Linked DNA regions of Homo sapiens: region 2 is linked to region 1. Evidence: read pairs that join two places in POLR2A ChIA-PET (ENCODE). Cell type or tissue: MCF 10A. All regions are shown on one strand.

Region 1 (5,000 bases):
ATAAAGTTTTATTGACATACAGTCACACCCATTCATTAAGGATTGTCATGGGTGCTTTTGCACTACAATGGCAGAGTTGAATAGTGGTGACAAAGATGTTTGATTCACAAAGACTAAACTATTTACTACTACTCTGTTAAGAAGCTCACTGAGGCTTGGACAAGACACTCCTGGCTTTAGGGTGCAGAGTCTAATTAGGGAGAGCTCACACATCAGTACCTTTGAAGGGGAAGAGAGACTGGGAAGCAACAGTTCACTGTGAGTTAGTGTCGATGCCTATAATACCTTTATACCTGCTAGGGCTCACTAGGTGCAGGGCACTCTCCTTATTTTACCTCATTAAGTCCTGAGGCCTGTGGTTGTCCTTACTTTACAGATGAGGAAACTGAGGACAGCGAGAAGAGCTAAGGAAATTGCCCAAGGTTGCACAGCTAGTCGGTGGCAGAAACAGGACTTGAACTCGGGCAGTTTACCTCCAGAATCTGGGCTGTTAGCACGGCACTCTACCACCTCCCATGGGGAAGAGGGTGGCTGATGTTGGTGATGAACACAGCTGTGGCTTGTCTGCTGAGCCTTGCCTGAGCTACCATCTCACATGTCATAAAAACTGCAGGATAGGGGCTGGGCACGGTGGCTCATGCCTGTAATCCAAGCACTTTGGGAGGCCAAGTGGGAGGATCGCTTGAGCACAGGTGTTTAAAACCAGCCTGGGCAACATAGCAAGACTCCGTCTCTACAAAATAATTTAAAAAATTGCTGGGCATGGTGGTGTATGCCTGTAGTCCCACCTACTTGGGAGGCTGAGGTGGGAGGATTGCTTGAGCCCAGGAGGTTGAGGCTGAAGTAAACTATGATTGTGCCACTGCACTCCAGTGAGTGATAGAGTGAGAACTTGTCTCAAAAACAACAATAGTAACAACAACAAAAAAACACCAAAACCCAAAAAACTGCAGGAGAGCCTTTTCCTGCCACTAGAGCTGTTTTGGGGGCTTCCAGTATCTGATAAGAGTTTGTGCTCGTCATGGGGTCTCCTTGCTCTCAGTTCCAAGCTTCATAGCACATATGAGCCCAGGGCATTGGAGCCTCCAAAACTAGCTGGTGACCTTGGACAAGTTAATGAATCTCTCTGAGCCTCAGTTTTCCATTAGAATGTAAACAACTATCTTGAAGGATTATTGTGAGGGTTAAATTCAATGATGCATTTATCGAACACTTGGTGTACGCCTTGTGTCTTGGGAGGCTAAGTGTATACACTGTTCGATGGGCTCCCTTGTCTTCTGGCTTCCCATTGGTTTTGACCAATAGGGAGCCCCAGAAGATGATTGAGGAAGGGAGGAGACGGGGCTTGGGGCATTTATTCTCTGGCTGCTTCTCTGCGGTCATTCTGCGTGCTGGCTGCCTTAAAGTCACATTTCCCACCTCGGTGGCCCTCTCTCTATAGGCTTCTCAGTCTCTAGGGTACAGTGGTCATTCTTCCCCTTGGCCTTTCAGGCATAGGGGTGGTAACAGAAGCCAGCCTAATTAGTCCTGTGGATCCTTGCGGTTTTCTGCCCTCCGTTTGTAGAGTTCCTCTATTCAATCTTCCTTCAGCTGCGTGTGGTAGCTCATGCCTGTCATCCCAGCACTTAGGGAGGCCGAGGCAGGCAGACCGCTTGAGTCCAGGAGTTTGAGACCAGCCTGGACCATATGGCAAAACCCCATCTCTACTGAAAAAAAAAAAAAAAAAGCTGGGCGTGGTGGTGCACGCCTGTAGTCCCAGCTACTTGGGAGGCGAGGTGAGAGTATCGCTTGACCTTGAGAGGTTGAGGCTGCGGTGAGCTGAGATCACACCACTGCACTCCAGCCTGAGCAACAGAGCAAGACCCTGCCTTTAAAAAAAAAAAAATCAAACAAGTCCTCCTTTCATGACCTAATTTGAACATGTCTTCTCTTTCCTTCCCTTGACTGATGCATTCTTTGTTTACATTAATTACTCAAGTAGATCTGGTAGACTGTGTGCATTCTGCCCAGTTTCACAAAATAGCCACTCTCCAATTCCCCCGTACAACATTTACAGACAGTTGACTATCCTATCACAACTTACATCAGAGATGAATGATACTTATACTGGCGAGGCCGTGGGGAACAGAGGTGCTTTCATCGACAGATGGGCGGGAATATAATATAGTACAAGCTAAATACAGAGGAGTTTGGCAACACGTTGCAACATTTTAAAATATGCATCCCTTTTGACTCAGCAGTTTCATCTTTAGGAATTTATCTCAAGGAAATAATTATGGTAGTGTGAAAATAGTAATGTACTGGGGTACAATCAAACCAGTTGTCTATCAGTAGTTGACTAATTAATTAATTCCCATTTGTTGGGTGCCTATTAAGCATCAAGCACTGTTCTAGCCCCTAAGGATAGAGCAGCAAATAAATCTGAAAAAGCCCTGTTTTCATGGAGCTTATATTTTAACAGTTGGACTAATTACAACACATGTATACAATGGAATGACATGCAACTAGGCAGAAAAAATTAGTAGCTCACTATGAATGATTATGAAAATATGTCCACAATATATTACTAATAGAAAAAAAACAGGTTAGGTCAGGTGCGATGGCTCACGCCTGCAATCCTAGCATTCTGGGAGGCTGAGGCAGGCGGATCACTTGAGGTCAGGAGTTTGAGACTAGCCTGGCCAACATGGGAAAACCCTGTCTCTACTAAAAATACAAAAATTAGCTGGGCATGGTGGCGCATGCCTGTAATCCCAGCTACCCGGGAGGCTGAGGCAGGAGAATCACTTGAATCCAGGAGGTGTAGGCTGCAGTGAGCCGAGATCACGCCACTGCTCTCCAGCCTGGGCAACAAAGCAAGACTCGGTCTCAAACAAACAAACAAAAAACACCAAGTTAAAAAATGGTAAATAAAATAGGATCCTTTTTATCTATTAGATTTAGAAAAAAGGTATGGAAGAATATAAAACAAATTGTTAATAATTATTAATTGGAGAGATGGGGCTAACATGGACTTTTACTTTCTGTTTGATATGGTTCTGAGTTATTTTGGTTTTATTATAAAAAGCTTTACTGTCTAAGCACTTTGGGAGGCTGAGGCAGGAAGATTGTTTGAGCCCAGAAGTTTGAGATCAGCCTGGGCAATACAGTGAGACCTAGTCTCTCAAAAAAAAAATTTTTTTTTTTTAATTAGCCGAGTGTGGTTGTGCACGCCTGTAGTCTCAGCTACTCGGGAGGCTGAGGAGGATTGCTTGAGCATGGAAGGCAGAGGTTGGTTGCAGTGAGCTGAAATCGTGCCATTGCAGTCCAGCATGGGTGACAGAGCAAGACCCTGTCAAAAAACAAACAAACAAACAAAAAAACGCTTCCTAATAAATAATAGTTCCTTTTTTTTTTTTTTTTGATGGAGTCTTGCTCTGTTGCCCAGGCTGGAGTGCAGTGGCAGGATACTGGCTCACCACAACCTCTGCCTCCAGGTTCAAGTGATTCTTCCGCCTCAGCCTCCCAAGTATCTGGGACTACAGGTGCGTGCCACCACACCCAGCTAATTTTTGTATTTTTAGTAGAGATGAGGTTTCACTATGTTGGTGAGGCTGGTCTTGAACTCTGACCTCATGATCTGCCTGCCTCGACCTCCCAAACTGTTGGGATTACAGGTGTGAGCCACCGCACCGGGCCTCCTTTTTTTTTTTTAAGAGACAGTGTCTGACTCTGTCACCCAGGCTAGAGTACAGTGGTGTGATCATGGCTCACCATAGCCTGGACCTCTCAGAGTCAAGCAATCCTCCCTCCTCAGCCTCCAGAGTAGCTAGGACTACAGGCACATGCTACCATGCCCAGATACTTTTTTTTTTTCTGCATAAAGACAGGGTCTTGCTATGTTGCCCAGGCTGGTCTTGGATAAGTCATCCTCCCGCCTTCAGCCTCCCAAAGTGCTAGGGTAACAGGAAAGAACCACTGTACCTGGCCAAATATATTCTTCATATAAAATTTTTAAAAACTGTGGACAAAAGCTAATTCCTTCTTAAGCACCCCCAGGAAATCACTAGCTATCAGGTGATATGTTTACCTCCAGATTTATTTAAATGCATTTATATACATTTATGTGTAGCTACAGAAGACATGTAATGTGTTAAGTTGTATTTTATTTTACATGGATGATATCCTGGAGTGAATATTGTTCTGAATCTTGTTTAAAGATCCAGTGGGCCAGGTACAGTGGCTCACACCTGTAATCTCAGCACTTTGGGAGGCTGAAGCGGGAGGATTGCTTGAGTACAGGAGTTTAAGACCAGCCTGGGCAACATAGTGAGACCTTGTCTCTAAAAAAAAATAAAATTGCCAGGTGGGGTGGCTCACGCCTGTAATCCTAGCACTTTGGGAGGCCGAGGCGGGTGGATTGCCTGAGCTCAGGAGTTCGAGACCAGCCTGGGCAACGTGGTAAAACCTTGTCTCTATTAAAATACAAAAAATTAGCCAGATGTGGCAGCGTGTGCCTGTAGTCCCAGCTACTTGGGAGGCTGAGGCTGGAGAATTGCTAGAACTCAGGAGGCAGAGGTTGCAGTGAGCTGAGATCACACCACTGCACTCCAGCCTGGGCGACAGAGCAAGACTCCGTCTTTGAAAAAAAACAAAAAAAACAAAATTAGTCAGGTATGGTGGTATGTGCCTGTAGTCTCAGCTATTTAGTAGGCTCAGGTGGGAAGATCGCTTGAGCCCTGGACGTCGAGGCTGCCTTGAGCCAAGATTGTGCCACTACATTCCAGCCTGGGCAACAGAGAGAGACCCTGTCTCAAGAGAAAAAAAAATTCAATGTCTTGGCCGGGCGCAGTGGCTCAGCCTGTAATCCCAGCACTTTGGGAGGCCAAGGTGGGTGGATCACCTGAGGTTGGGAGTTTGAGACCAGCCTGACTAACATGGAGAAACCCCGTCTCTATTAAAAATACAAAATTAGCTAGGCGTGGTGGCGCTTGCCTGTAATCCCAGCTACTCGGGAGGCT
Region 2 (5,000 bases), 67 kb before region 1:
GTTTAAACTGCTTAATATAAATAGTTTACACACATACTACCTTCTTTTGAGCAGCTTCCTTCTTTTTCTTGTCGTCTTTTTTCTTTTTCTTTTCTTCCATCAACTGTTCTTCTTCTTGCACTAAATCCCTGAACCACACAGTTGCAATTAAGTTTCCCAAAATGTATTAAGAAATAAAAATAATGTTGCATACAGATTCATTTTCACTTTTTCACTCTTATTAGAAGACATGGCAAATTATTATTTTATCATTCATTGAAATAAAACACAACCTGCAACCTAACCCTAACTATATAGCCACTATATGGTACAATTCACTTTAATAAGCCACAAGTAGCACAGCTTTTATCTCAATATCATATCAAGGAAGACAACCTAAAATTAGCAAATTTTACATTGGGAAACAAGCAATTTCCTCCAATCCTAGAATGTAAACTTCATCATTTAAGCTGGAGTTACCTTGCTACTGGCCCCAAGTATCAATTAGTAGCTAATGGCAATGCCTGAGACCTCCCCACAATCCTCTCTCACCTAGGTTTCTGGAAGCTACCTTTAGTTTTCCTTGCTCTAAAAAGCTTTGTAAATATTTTTAGAATATAACTTATTAATAAATAGGTGATTTGTATTTCAGCATTACAACAATTTCATATTCTATCAACATTCCAAGGTATTCTATCAATTCTTGGGAAACAATAACGTACTCTTGTTTGTTCTGAGACAGAGTCTTGCTCTGTCACCCAGGCTGGAATGCAGTGGCATGATCTCTGCTCACTGCAGCCTCCACCTCCCGAGTTCAAGTGATTCTCCTGCCTCAGCCTCCCGAGTAGCCGGGTTTACAAGTACCTGCCACCATGCCTGGCTAATTTTTGTATTTTTAGTACAGACGGGGTTTCACCAAGTTGGCCAGGCTGGTCTCAAACTCCTGACCTCAAGTGATCTGCCCACCTTGACCTCCCAAAGTGTTGGGATTACAGGTGTGAGCCACCACGCCTGGTCTAATAATGTATTCTTCATATTAGTTTGTTTAAATTTTAAAAATCTCAAATGGTTAAAGTTGTCAACAGAACCTCTGGTTCAGGATTTCAAAGTGACAGACTGCGCAAATGTGTTTCAGGAAACAGGTTATTACCTTTCAGGAAAAAGGGTTATTACTTTTTTATTCTATTCAAAGCAAATGAATAAGCAAAAGCAAAAGCCACCCCACCCAAGAATAAACATAAGAGCAGTCTGAAATAGATGTTTTAGGCACCATCCTTTCTGGTGGAGCTCTAGAGAGGGTTCCAGAAGACCAGAGCAAGAGAGCATGAAGCAAAAAGACTGCCTAAGGAATAGAAAAGCCATAGCTACTCAACCCCACCCACTTCCCATCCAGATGCCTACACAGCCACAGATAGTAGCTGCTTCTAAATGCAGCCTCAAGCCAAAGAAATACTCTCTAAAGAAACAAAACCTTCCACAGGAGTCTGATAGGTGCTTGAATGGGTTTGGTTGTCCCAGAACAAAGCCCATCTTACTGGAGGCTGCTGCCACTCCCTCCATCACACTGTAAAGTAAAGCTTGCCAATCAACACCCTTCACACAGATCAGCCTTCCCATTCAGGGAAGGAGTCTACTGGGCAAAAAAAACCTTTGCAAAGGCGGAAGAAACTCACTCCGGCTACCTGTAGTCATCACCCTAAAGTCTAGACCCTAAACCTTCATTCATAATACCAACAACCAAAATAACCAGTTACCCAAAGAAAAGCATCACACAAAATGAAAATACCTAACTCTGCCCTGAGGAAGCTTTCCAGAGGGGACACTAAGAATATCAGGCAGGGGCGTGGTGGCGGGCACCTGTAGTCCCAGCTACTCGGGAGGCTGAGGCAGGAGAATGGCGTGAAACTGGGAGGTGGAGCTTGCAGTGAGCTGAGATGGCACCACTGCATTCCAGCCTGGGCGACAGAGCAAGACTCTGTTTCAAAAAAAAGGAATATCAGGCAGAAAAAGAGAGATTTGGAGATATGAACTAGACATTTTGGAAGCTGCACATTATTTATCAAGGCTGGAATGCATATGGCAGTAGGGATGTTGAAGAAGATAAAAGGAGAAAGACAAGTGCCTAAGAAACTGGAAGGGGTTGTTGCTATAGGTGCGCTGCAATGAGATTAAACAAAATTTAAGTTGGCTTTGCTGATGGAACAGACTGAGAGGAGATGCAGACACCGAAAAATGAAATGAATGACATTATGCACAATTGATAAAAACTTAGTAAAGTATAGGACTACTAAAATCAGCTAAAAGGATAACTGGAAGAAGAGTATGATAACTGTTGCTATACTTCGCTGTCATTTTGTTACAAGCAGAAGTGTCATGTGGCTAATGGAGTAACATAACAGATTCCTGCCAACTGTGGCCATGACTCACTCTCTTTTGAATTCTGTGTGCAGGAGGTAGTAAGACTGAACAAGCTCACTCACACTACAATCCCAGGGAAGTCAAGGAGCAAGAAAGCCACAGCATATGAGAGCAGCAGAGTAAAATCAGTAAACAACGGCAACTAGGTTACACCACTGTCATGTTACCTACCCTGAGACATGCAGAAGTCAAGATTAAAAGCTGATTACTAGTTAAAAATACTTAATCTTCTTCAGCCTCTGTTTCTTCATGAAAAAACTGGGGGCAAATGACCATACATGTCAATGTCTTAATATTTTTATAAGAATTAGGACTGCTTACTTAGCACAAAGCTTATCTAGTAAGCACTCAATTGCCTAGCCATGAATCCAACTCACCAGTCCTCAGTGGCACCCAAAAGGCTGTCTTTACCCTTCTTGTGTCAAAATAGCACAGGTACTTATTCAGAAACATCTAGCACCTTCAGCATTTGTTCTTCATGTTCTGCTGTGAATTACAGACATGTCCTTTTCTGATCTTCTATGTCACTATAATTTTACTCCATGTAATGGTCTCTATCTGGAGTATTTTCTCCTTTCTCAAACTTCATTTTCAAGACTTTCTGATGAGGTTACTAGCAAGTGTTTTCCTGGCCAAAAATATCCCCTTTAGTACTTAAAAGATGTACCAGACATTTCTTCTCAAGGAAATATCACAGTATCAGCCGATACTGTAAGCACAGAGGGGAGTAAGTTTTGTTCTTCAACACTATCATCACAGCCAACCAGTCATGCTTTTTCCCATATCTCCTCCTTCAGAGAAAGCCAACTGGAAAAACAACAACAACACCTGTGCCCAAACACGTCAGCTTCCAGGAGTTAAATGTTCATAGAGACTCACTTAAGACATCTGACTATATCATTTACCACAACTATCAAGAGGAGCAAGGACTGATGGATTTGAAAGGCCTAAGTGGGCCACCCTGTTTGATGCACCTGCCACCAAGACAACACTCCAGTTAGCAATCATCCATGCCCTGAAGGCTACTTTGCAGGATACCTCACATCTGTAAGTTCTATGAATCTACCTCGTTGTCTGTAAAAACCAGACTCCCCTTTTATCAGAACTTGACTTATGTCCTGCATCTCATGTATAAAGGCTTTGAGGTGGCCTGTAAAAGTCAATGCCACTGAGGGAACTTTCTAGGAAAATGGAAATGTTTTCTAACTTGATTGGAGTGATAATTACAAGGGTGTATACATTTGTCAAATCATTCACCTACACACTCAATGTTTGAATTTTACTGTATGTAAATTGTATTTTAAAGTTGGTTTCATACATTGACTAGGGGAAATGCAATATCTCGATCTGAAAAAACAAATAGATCAAGATTAGGATTCCACACAACAAATCAAGCTAAGCTTCAAATTTTGCCCGTATCTTCCAGTAGCCACTACAAATGATTTACTTGTACCGTTCAAGAATGCGTTTCTGGCCGGGTATGGTGGCTCAGGCCTGTAATCCCAGGAGTCTGGGAGGCCAGGAGTTTGAGAACAGAATGGGCAACATAGTGAGAGTCTGTCTCTATTTCAAGGGCCTATCAAGGGAGCAGGGTACACCTTGGAGGTAGAATGCCCCTTCCTACTCTTGCGCCTCCTGACACTTGATGGTCAATTTTTCCTACATTCCCAGCCCTGAATATCATTAAAATTAATCCCTTCTGAAGGGTACTCTTGTACTTGCTATCAGAAGTATGTATGGACTAGCACTAAGCTTCTGGTGAGCAATTTGGAAGTATCTATTCACAATGAATTTTTAAATGTCACTATCTTATGATCCATCAATTCAAATCTAAGCCTCTGAAAAAGGAACCGTACAAAGATAGACACCGCAGCATAAAATCATAACCAAAAACCAATCAATAGGGAAAAGTTAAATCATCCTGTAATCACACCAAGGAATACTACACAGTAATTTTAAAGTGGGGCGGGGAGTAGATTTCCATAGTGTACAGAACCAGCTCCCAATAGAAACCTCAAGCACTAAACTTCTTATTTATTTATTTAGAGACGAAGTCTCACTCAGTTGCCCCGAGCTGGAATGAGGTGGTGCTGGTGTCAAACTCCTGGGCTCAAGCAATCCTCCTACCTCGGCCTACCAAAGTACTGGGATTACAGGGGTGAGCCACTGCACTCAGCTAGGAAACATGATTTTTTTTATAGGAAAAAAATTCCTACAATTTTGTAGAAACAACTGAACACATCTGAAATAAGAAAACAAGCAAACATTTGGTACAGGTTGTAAACAAGATTAGTGAAGTAAGACAGGTATAAGAGCTGTTTCAACTGTGGAAGGCTTTATGGAGCAGTAAGAAGTTGATCTGGCTCTTGCAAAAGAGGCAAGATTTTTTAGGAGCACAGAAAGGTGTGGGCACAAGCGAAGTATGGAGACTTGTCAGCATGACAATTGCAGGGACCAGCACTGACTGGAATTGAAAAAGGGAGGGAAAATGTTGGGTAAGAATAGGCAATAAATTGGCAAAAACAAGGGTGAGAAGACTGTTGCGAAAATCTAAGTGAATGTGTAGTTCCCCAAACTAGCATGGTGGCAGTGAAAAAAGCAAG

Evidence for each region. ChIA-PET counts read pairs that join two places held together with the same protein. Peaks named below come from ENCODE experiments on the same cell type or tissue, not always from the same donor. Only the 100,000 strongest peaks of a DNase experiment are listed, where the experiment ranks them.
Region 2: POLR2A ChIA-PET joins it to region 1 with 9 read pairs; 10 of 35 experiments call an interaction of 5 or more read pairs at or near these places.

Annotation. Positions count from the first base shown.
Region 1 is chr16:24,679,116-24,684,115 of GRCh38, reverse strand. It overlaps a transcript of TNRC6A not described here. Among named protein-coding and RNA genes, the nearest start is that of LINC01567, 11 kb to the right of the region's middle. RefSeq lists an enhancer at 1-362. In MCF 10A, no CTCF peak of the experiment used is centred here; a DNase peak (open chromatin) is centred at 2,125.
Region 2 is chr16:24,745,854-24,750,853 of GRCh38, reverse strand. TNRC6A (trinucleotide repeat containing adaptor 6A) reads right to left here. Exons shown (of 25, transcript NM_014494.4): 3 at 41-128. Among named protein-coding and RNA genes, the nearest start is that of TNRC6A, 19 kb to the right of the region's middle. In MCF 10A, no CTCF peak of the experiment used is centred here; a DNase peak (open chromatin) is centred at 2,423.